Linked DNA regions of Homo sapiens: region 2 is linked to region 1. Evidence: chromatin contacts called from ENCODE POLR2A ChIA-PET data. All regions are on one chromosome and are shown on one strand. The core of a region is the stretch at or near the end of the contact, and the rest is flanking DNA. Distances in the headings are between cores, read along the strand shown. Region 1 has its middle 20 kb from the start of LINC01926. Region 2 has its middle 110 kb from the start of SEC11C.

Region 1 (4,446 bases), core at 535-3,034:
AGGCGCGGTGGCTCACGCCTGTAATCTCAGCACTCTGGGAGGCCAAGGGTGGTGGTGGATCACTTGAGGTCAGGAGTTCAAGACCAGCCTGGGCAAAATGGTGAAACCCTGTCTCTACTAAAAATACAAAAATTAGGCGGGCGTGGTGGTGCACACCTGTAATCCCAGCTACTCGGGAGGCTGAGGCAGGAGAATCACTTGAACCCAGGAGACAGGTTGCAGTGAACCAAGATTGTGCTGCCACTCTCCAGCCTGGGTGACAGAGCAAAACTCCATCTCAAAAAAAAAATGTGACCACTCAACCCCTCTGTCCCGGCCTTGCTGTCCCTGCTGGTCCTTCCCCCCTCCCTCCTTCTTATATGTGCCCAGGAACCAGAAATAGCCTATCAACCCTGAAGGAGTCTAACAGGCCTTGCCACTTACCACCAGTCCCCAGCAGAGCTTCCCGGAATCATTGTCCTCTCCCTTCCCCTTGTTCGGTTTTCTCTTTCACTTTCCTAGGCTCTTTGGCTAGGACTGGCTGCAGAAGTTGATTTGCATAATTATTTAACCCTGGTAAGAACGAAAGCTGTAAACCAAATTAGGTATGCCAGCAGGTAGCAGGTATAGAAGAAGAATCACGGGGTACATCTGACCCTCGTCCTTGCTTCTCGTGATCCTAGGTAAGTTATTTAACCTCTCTAAGCCTCTGTGTACTCAGCTGTGAAATGGGGATAGTCACACCTGTTCATGGAGTTGTTGTTAAGAAGTTTAAAAATAAAATCAGCTTTGGGAGGCCGAGGCAGGCAGATCACGAGGTCAGGGGTTCAAGACCAGCCTGGCCAACATGGTGAAATCCCATCTCTACTAAAAATACAAAAATTAGCTGGACGTGGTGGCAGGCACCTGTAATCCCAGCTACTCGGGAGGCTGAGCCAGGAGAATTGCTTGAACCCGGGAGGCGGAGGTTGCAGTGAGCCGAGATCGTGCCGCTGCCCTCCAGCCTGGGCAACAGAGCGAGACTCCATCTCAAAAATAAATAAATAAAATAAAATCAGGCTAGGCATGGTGGCTCATGCCTGTAATCCCAGCACTTTGGGAGGCCAAAGCAGGTGAATCACTTGACCAGGAGTTCAAGACCAGCCTGGCCAACATGGTGAAACCCCGTCTCTACTAAAAGTACAAAAAAATTAGCTGGGCGTGGTGGTGCACGCCTGTAATCCCAGCACTCGGGAGGCTGAGGCATGAGAATCGCTTGAACCTGGCAGGCGGAGGTTGCAGTGAGCCGAGATTGTGCCACTGCCCTCCAGCCTGGGCAAAAGAACGAGACTCAATCTCAAAAAATAAATAAAATTAAAAATAAAAATAAAATCCATATCTATGCAAAGCACCTGGTGCCTGCATGGTAGGCACCATGGATCACATGGTTGCTAAAGTAGCTATTACCAACCTGAATCAAATAACTCTTAGAAAAAAAGATCTGAGGCACATTCTCAAACTCCCCCATTAGTAATAATAAACTTTATTAAGTCTTCTCCCCAGATTTTCCAAGTTAGTCCCTCTCAGGTTAAGGCCCAGGAAAGTGACATTTGGCAGCCACTTGAGATAACTGATCACACTTTGAGAAACTCTAGTCTAAGGCTTTGATGAGCAAGACAGAAATAACTGCAGTTACTGAGTTCTCCTGCTTAGTTTATTACTAAGCAGTCAGCCATTTGTATTGCACAACATCACAGTTGGCTAAGGTTTGGTGGATCTAAGCTGGGCCCAGCCAGGCTTGGTTCCAAGCTGGAGTTTGCATCCAGGTGTGTTTCATATGTCCCTCATCCTTCCTGGACTGGCAAGTCCCCAAAGCACGTTCCTCTCATGTCACCATTGCTAACATTCCACCAGCCAAGCAAGTACAAGCCATGTCCAACATCCAAGGAATGACTACTGTAACATACCTCAGAAGCATAAAGAAAAATTGGCCAGGAATGGTGGCTCATGACTAATCCCAACACTTTGGAAGGCCGAGGTGGACGAATCACTTGAGGCCAGGAGTTCGAGACCAGCCTGGCCAACATGGTAAAACCCCGCCTCTACTAAAAATACAAAAATTAGCCAGGCATGGTGGTGTGTGCCTGTAGTCCTAGCTACTCGGGAGGCTGAGGCAGAAGAATTGCTTGAACCCGGAGGCGGAGATTGCAGTGAGCCGGGATCACTGCACTGCACTCCAGCCTGGGCGACAGAGTGAGACTCTGCCTCAAATAAATAAATGCTTGCTTCTGCAAACGAGGAATCAGCACGCTATAGCCTGCAGGCAAATCTGGCCTGCAGCCTGTTTTTGTACTATCCACAAGTTAGGAATGGCTTTTCCATTTTTTACAGCTTGTAAAGAAAAAATGAAAATGCAACAGAGACCATATGTGGCCCACAAAGCCTAAAAGATTTATTACCTGGCACTTTAAGGAAAAAGTTTGTTTATCTCTGCTATTTGCCATCAAAAAGTCAAGGGTTTTTTCTGTCCTTTGCCTTCCTGCACAAATAGAGGTGGGTGGTTTCATATTTTTGTTTGTTTTTAAGTTAAAGGGGATTTAAAGATGTTTCTAAGCATGGAACAGAAGCCAGTGGCGATAAAGGACGGGAGCAGTTGGAAAAACAGAAGAGAGGGATGTTAATTAAAGGAGCATGGTCTTGAAAAGAATGGTTTGAAGAAGCAAGTGGAGGGGAGGAAAAATGTATTTTCCTCTACCATCTTACATTCATGGCAGCAGCCCCTATAACAAAAGAGAAAAGCATACAAATGTATTTAATGTAACTTTACCATGGCATGAAGCCTTCAAAAGAAAACAAAAATCCAGGCCAGGCGCAGTGGCTCACGCCTGTAATCCCAACACTTTGGGTGGCCAAGGTGGGGGGATCATGAGGTCAGGAGTTCGAGACCAGCCTGGCCAACATGGTGAAACCCCATCTCTACTAAAAATACAAAAAGTAGCCGGGTGTGGTGGCACGCGCCTGTAGTCCCAGCTACTCGGGAGGCTGAGGCAGGAGAATCGCTTGAACCCGAGAGGCAGAGGTTGCAGTGAGTCGAGATCGTGCCACTGCACTCCAGCCTGGCAACAGCGAGACTCCGTCTCAAAAAAAAGAAAATGAAAACCCAACGAAACAGTTAAACCTGAGTATTTTAATGCTAGATTTGATGAAGGGTATACTAGTGGAGAAATATGAGGTAGCAAAAAACTGTGATCTAATGGCAATAAACTGGGGGAGGCTTGGCAAGCTTGTTCAGATTCTCTGCCTCCCTGGGTCTTCAGAGATGAAGACGCTCTTGTTCTCTGGGTAGAAGGAGGGTATCTGTTACATGAGGATTTCATGACCTGCTTCAGGGAAAGGTTAGAAAATCCTTCCTAAGTGTTATAACCTGCTTCAGGGAAAAAGCAGAGAAAGTCAGATCTTCCTGCACAAACTCTTTTTTTAAAATTAACTTATTTTTTTTAGAGATAAGGTCTTACTCTGTTGCCCAGGCTGGAGTGCAGTGGCACCATCATGGCTCTCTGCTGTCCCAAGCTCCTGGGCTCAACCCATCCTCCCACTGCAGCTTCCCGGGCAGCTGGAGCTACAGATGCACCACTGTGCCCAGCTAATTTTTAAATTTTTTGTAAAGATGGGCATCTCACTATGTTGCCCAGGCTAGTCTTAAACTCCTGGCCTCAAGCAATTCTCCCACCTTAGCCTCCCAAAGCACAGGGATTACAGGCACACACCACCGCAACCGGCCCACACATTATTTCAGCTTAAAATATTTGAGGGTAGAATGTCCTGAATCCCAACAAAGGGTCACCTCTTTCTCTAAGGCTGGTGGAAATGGCTTAGGATCTCGTCCAATGGAGAAGACGCTGGGATGGGAGGAGTGGGATAAAGGTGCGATGGGCCTGTCAAGAAGAAAAGGAAGGCTGGGCGTGGTGGCTCACGCCTGTAATCCCAGCAGTTAGGGAGGCCAAGGCGGGCAGATCACCTGAGGTCAGGAGTTTGAGACCAGCCTGGACAACATGGTGAAACCCCATCTCTATTAAAAATACAAAATTAGACCAGCCTGCCCAACATCGTGAAACCCCCAACTCTACTAAAAATATAAAACATTAGCCGGGCGTGGTGGCGAGTGCCTGTAATCCTAGCTGCTCGGGAGGCTGAGGCAGAAGAATCACTTGAACCTGGGAGGCAGAGGTTGCAGTGAGCCGAGATCGTGCCATTGCACTCCAGCCTGGGCAACAAAAGCGAAACTCCATCTCAAAAAAAAAAAAAAAAATTAGCTGGGCATAGTGGCATATGACTGTAGTCCCAGCTACTTGGGAGGCTGAGGCAGGAGAGTTGCTTGAACCCAGGAGGCAGAGGTTGCAGTGAGCTGACATCACGCCATTGCACTCCAGCCTGGGCAAGAAGAGCAAAACTGTCTCAAGAAAGAAGAAAAGGAGAGGAGGCCAACAA
Region 2 (4,446 bases), core at 830-3,329, 240 kb after region 1:
AGCCACCGCACCCAGCCAGGTTCTTACTAATTTTTAAAGTTTATTATGTATATAAAGAATATTAATTCTGAGTCATATCAGCTGCAGACATCTTCCTCAGTATTTTGGTTGCTTTAAGATTTTAAAAATAATTATGACAAGTTAAGTGAAATCCATTAATATTTTCCTTTATATTTTTTCTCTTTTTTCATTAGTTTTATTCTTACAGCATCATTCTCCATCCTTAAAATTGTTAAAGGTTTTTCTACGTAAGTATGCAGCGGTTTGCTTTTCACAGGCCCGTTTTCTCGGCGTCTTGTTTCGGTGTCCTGAGATGAGGGAAGGCACAGCTGTTGTGTCTTCTTCCTGCAGGTTCATCACCTTGCTGGGTCTCATCCTCCCTCCGGCTGGAACAGTCTGCGTGGCAGCTAGGGAATGGGGGTCAGCCTGCAGGACATCGCGGGAACACGGGGAACCTCTGGCCACTTACGGGAGTCTGCCACTGAGCGAGGCGGAGAGCAATGAACAAAGAAGCAGAATCCCACGGACACACTGCCGGGCACATCTCCTCCTGTCAGCAGCCTCCAGCAGAGGAAAAAGTAGGCATTTGAATGAAACTAAGACCACCCAGGAGAAGTGACTTAGCCGAGTGTGCAGTTGGAAACGAATGCCTACAGTGCTGGCTTCTAGCAAACGCCCGGCAGCTTCCAAATGTCAGTGTGGAGGTTGGATCTCCGCTCTTGACAGTCCCATCTTTGTTTACCAGCAGCATGCTAAGGTCAGGCAAGGTCGCTAAAAATGCTGCTTTATTTTGTGGGTACAATTATCCAGTGTGTTTTTGTGCTGATCAAAGACTAGAACAGGGCTTGGGGTTTCACTGCAGCAATTCTCTAAGGAACAATTCCATGGCCACAGTGTCTGCTTTCAGTGTCACACTTACACACATGACCCGTAGAAGCTTCCTGACATCACCAGGAAGGGGAGTGATTTACATAGAAACTGAAGGGAGGGTGTTGAGTGTGCAACACAAGCTAATTCACACAGCATGCTATGTGTGAGCCAGAAACAGATTAACCCAGCATAGGTAGTGAGAGGCCGGATTTTGATGAGATAGACTGCATTGGGTTTTAGTGAAAAATCAGGAGCATTGCCTTCATTTCTACCTGCCTACCTATACACCAAGGCAAACAGAATGTGTCTCTCTCTCACACAAAAAAGCCTGGTCACTCAAGTACCTTCAGAACATGTGGAATAAGAGGGTCGGGCTCAGTGGCTTATGCCCGTAATCCTAGCACTTTTGGGATGTCAAGGTGGGAGGACTGATTGAGCTCGGGAGTTTGAGGCCAGCCTGTGTAATGCAGCAAGACCCCCATCTCTACAAAAAAAAAAAAAAATTAAAAATTAGCCAGGCAACAGAGTAAGACCCTGAATCAAAAAAAAAAAAGAACAGAGCATGGAATAATATTTGACAGATTTCTTTTAGGTCCACACAATTATCCTTTCTTACTGCAACTAGGGGGATAAAAATAAAAATGAAATGGCTGGGCTCGGTGGCTCACCCCTCTAATCCCAGCACTTTGGGAGGCCGAGGCGGGTGGATCACCTGAGGTCAAGAGTTCGAGACTAACCTGGCCAACATGGTGAAACCTCGTCTCTTCTAAAAATACAAAAATTAGCCAGGCATGGTGGTGGGTGCCTGTAATCCTGGCTATTCGGGAGGCTGAGGCAGGAGAATTGCTTGAACCCAGGAGGCAAAGGTTGCAATGAGCTGAGATCGTGCCACTGCACTCCAGCCTGGGTGACAAGAGCAAGACTGTCTCAAAAAAAGAAAAGAAAAGAAAAGAAAAGAAATTTCAGTGAATGAACTAGAAGGATATGAATGGATATGAATAAATGATAAGTAGCTTCAGGGAATATGCCTACTGTGGAAGGCATAGAAATTATTTTCTCAAATCCTATTCAGATTTTTTTTTTTTTTTTTTTTTTGGGACAGGGTCTCCCTCTGTCACCCAGGCTGGAGTGCAGTGGCATGATCTCAGCTCACTGCCATCTCCGCCTCCTGGCTCAAATGATCTTTGTATTTTTAGTAGAGATGGGGTTTTGCCATGTGCTGCCCAGGCTGGTCTCAAGCTCCCGGGCTCAAATGATCCACTCGCCTCAACCTTCCAAAGTGCTGGGATTCTAGGCGTGGGCCACTGCGCCCAGCCCTATTCGGGTCTTAAGGCCAAAAGAAAAACAGTAGCAACACCAACAAAAAGCTCAACAATAAGAAAAACAAAACACATGTATGTGTAAGCAGAGATATGATATAAGAAGGAGCCAAGAAGGCCTAGAGGTCCCTGGCACAACCTCTTTCCCAAAGCTGGAAGCAGCTCTAGCAGCCGGGTGGCTTCCTGTGGACCCATCTGTGATGGGAAGTGCTGGCTGTCAGGCTTCTGAATGAGAGGCAATCCCTGCTGTCCTGTAATTCCCACCAGGGGCCCTGGTTTTGCCTTCTAGGGCCCAGAAAATAATCATGCTCTCTTGTTTCTATTGCAGCCCCATCAGATGTTGAGGGCAGTTATGACGGCCCTGTCCAAGTCTCAGAACCCCTCAATTACTTCACACGATGTGGTTCTAGACCTCTGTCTCTGTGCCACTCCCCGCCCCCAACCCCGCACTCCCACACCGGCAGCCTGTAGACAGTTCCACAGTCGGAGTGGCAGAAAGAGCACATGCTCAGGGATCCTGTGACCCAGTCAAACATGCTTTGATTGCTAACTCTCACCTTGGTCAGATTGTGTGACCTCTATGAACCTCAGTTTCCACATGTGTAAAACAGGGGCATAGAATGGGATCTGTGGAAGGAATTAAATGAGATCATGAGCACTTACCACCTCCTCCTAAATTCATTCCTTGTTTCCTCATTCTCTTCGGTTAAGCCACGAGAGGAAAGAAAGGGTAGGGGCTTAAATCTGCCAAGGCTACATGCTTGGGCTGCTCTGACCTCGCTCAGTGAGCAGCAGGGTCAGCTGGATCGCAGGGACATACCACGTCCACAGAGCTGGGTTGCAGGGACATGCCACGTCCACAGAGCTGGGTTGCAGGGACATGCCACGTGCTTCCAACTCTCTGATGGGAGTGGAGCCCACAGTCATTAGAATTCACCATTGTGCTCATCTCTGCTAGGCTGGCCCTCAGAGCCCGACCTTTTAAGGCTGGATCACAGGATTTAGGCCAGACACACCTGGTATGGTGTTAGGGACTGAAACTTTAGGTTCCTCACCCAAAATGAGGCACCCTATGATCAGGACATTAACGTTATGTTAGCTTTCTTTTAGCAGGCACATTGAAATGTGGTCTCAAAATAGGGGTTTTCCATGTTCTGTTGCCATAACAAGTTTTTAATTTTTGTACTTAATACCATTAAAGGATGCTGGGCGTGGTGGCTCACGCCCATAATCCCCACATTTTGGGAGGCTGAGGCAGGAAGATTGCTTGCACCCAGGAGTTCAAGACCAGCATGGGCAATGTGGCAAAACCTCGTCTCTACAAAAAATACAAAAATTAGCCGGGCATGGCGGTGTGTGCCTGTAGTCCCAGCTACCCAGGAGGCTGAGCCAGGAGGATTGCATGAGCCTGGAGATGGAGGTTGCAGTGAACTGAGTTCATATCACTGCACTCCAGCCTGGGGGATAGAGCCAGACCCTGTCTCAAAAAGAAAAAACAAACAAAAACCCATCAAAGGTAAAATATCACATCTCTGAATGTTTGAAAATAAAAATCAATTCGGAGAGACCCAGAGATTCAGCATTTTTTTCTCTCTCCACTTTTACGTTAATCAGTGAGTCAAATCAACATAAGACCACCGTGTCTTCTAGAAGTTTAGAGCTAAATTGGGTATTTGGATTCCTGACTCTTTATCCTCCAAATAACCATTGCATTTGCTTAGAATGCTTTCCCGTCACATGAGCCTGTCCTTTGCTCTTTAGATGAGAACAATATGAGTGAATGTATAAGGAAGTTTTCATGACATACATACATAGCTATGGATTCAGCCCCTGGGCAACAGGGCTCTTACTTAACGGCCTGTTGCTTAAAGTGGGCTCACTGTGATTGAGCAAACCGGAAGTGGCTGCAAAGTTTTTTAGAGCATTGTCACAACCAATGGGTCTTCAACTTTGGAGTGCATCAGAGTCACCTGGAAGACTATTACAGCACAGATTCCTGGGCCCTGACCCAAAGACTCTGACCTGGTAAGTCTGTGGTGGGGCCTGGGAATCTGCATTTCTAATAAGTTCCCAGGTGATGTTGAAGCTGCTGGCTCAGAGACCTCTGCTTTGAGAACCGGTGATTGCATGCATCATTTCAGCCAATCCTCCCCACGTTCTTATTGTTTATAACACTTTCCATTTACAAATGAGCTAAATGAGCCTCAGGGAGGTTGTCCTCCCTCTAGACCAGTTATTTTCAGAAACCTTTATAAAC

What was found. ChIA-PET counts read pairs that join two places held with the same protein, here RNA polymerase II (POLR2A).
Region 2: POLR2A ChIA-PET joins it to region 1 with 15 read pairs in activated CD8-positive, alpha-beta memory T cell. The contact joins two enhancer-like sites. POLR2A ChIA-PET finds 5 or more read pairs at or near these places in 3 of 52 experiments (activated B cell, activated CD8-positive, alpha-beta memory T cell and activated T-cell).

Annotation. Positions count from the first base shown.
Region 1 is chr18:58,791,812-58,796,257 of GRCh38, forward strand. No RefSeq gene overlaps it. Among named protein-coding and RNA genes, the nearest start is that of LINC01926, 20 kb to the right of the region's middle. Within about 2 kb of position 1,785, at least 5 of the 41 ENCODE cell types and tissues checked have a DNase peak (open chromatin) inside an H3K27ac peak, as active enhancers do.
Region 2 is chr18:59,029,437-59,033,882 of GRCh38, forward strand. It overlaps the pseudogene OACYLP. Among named protein-coding and RNA genes, the nearest start is that of SEC11C, 110 kb to the right of the region's middle. Within about 2 kb of position 2,080, at least 3 of the 41 ENCODE cell types and tissues checked have a DNase peak (open chromatin) inside an H3K27ac peak, as active enhancers do.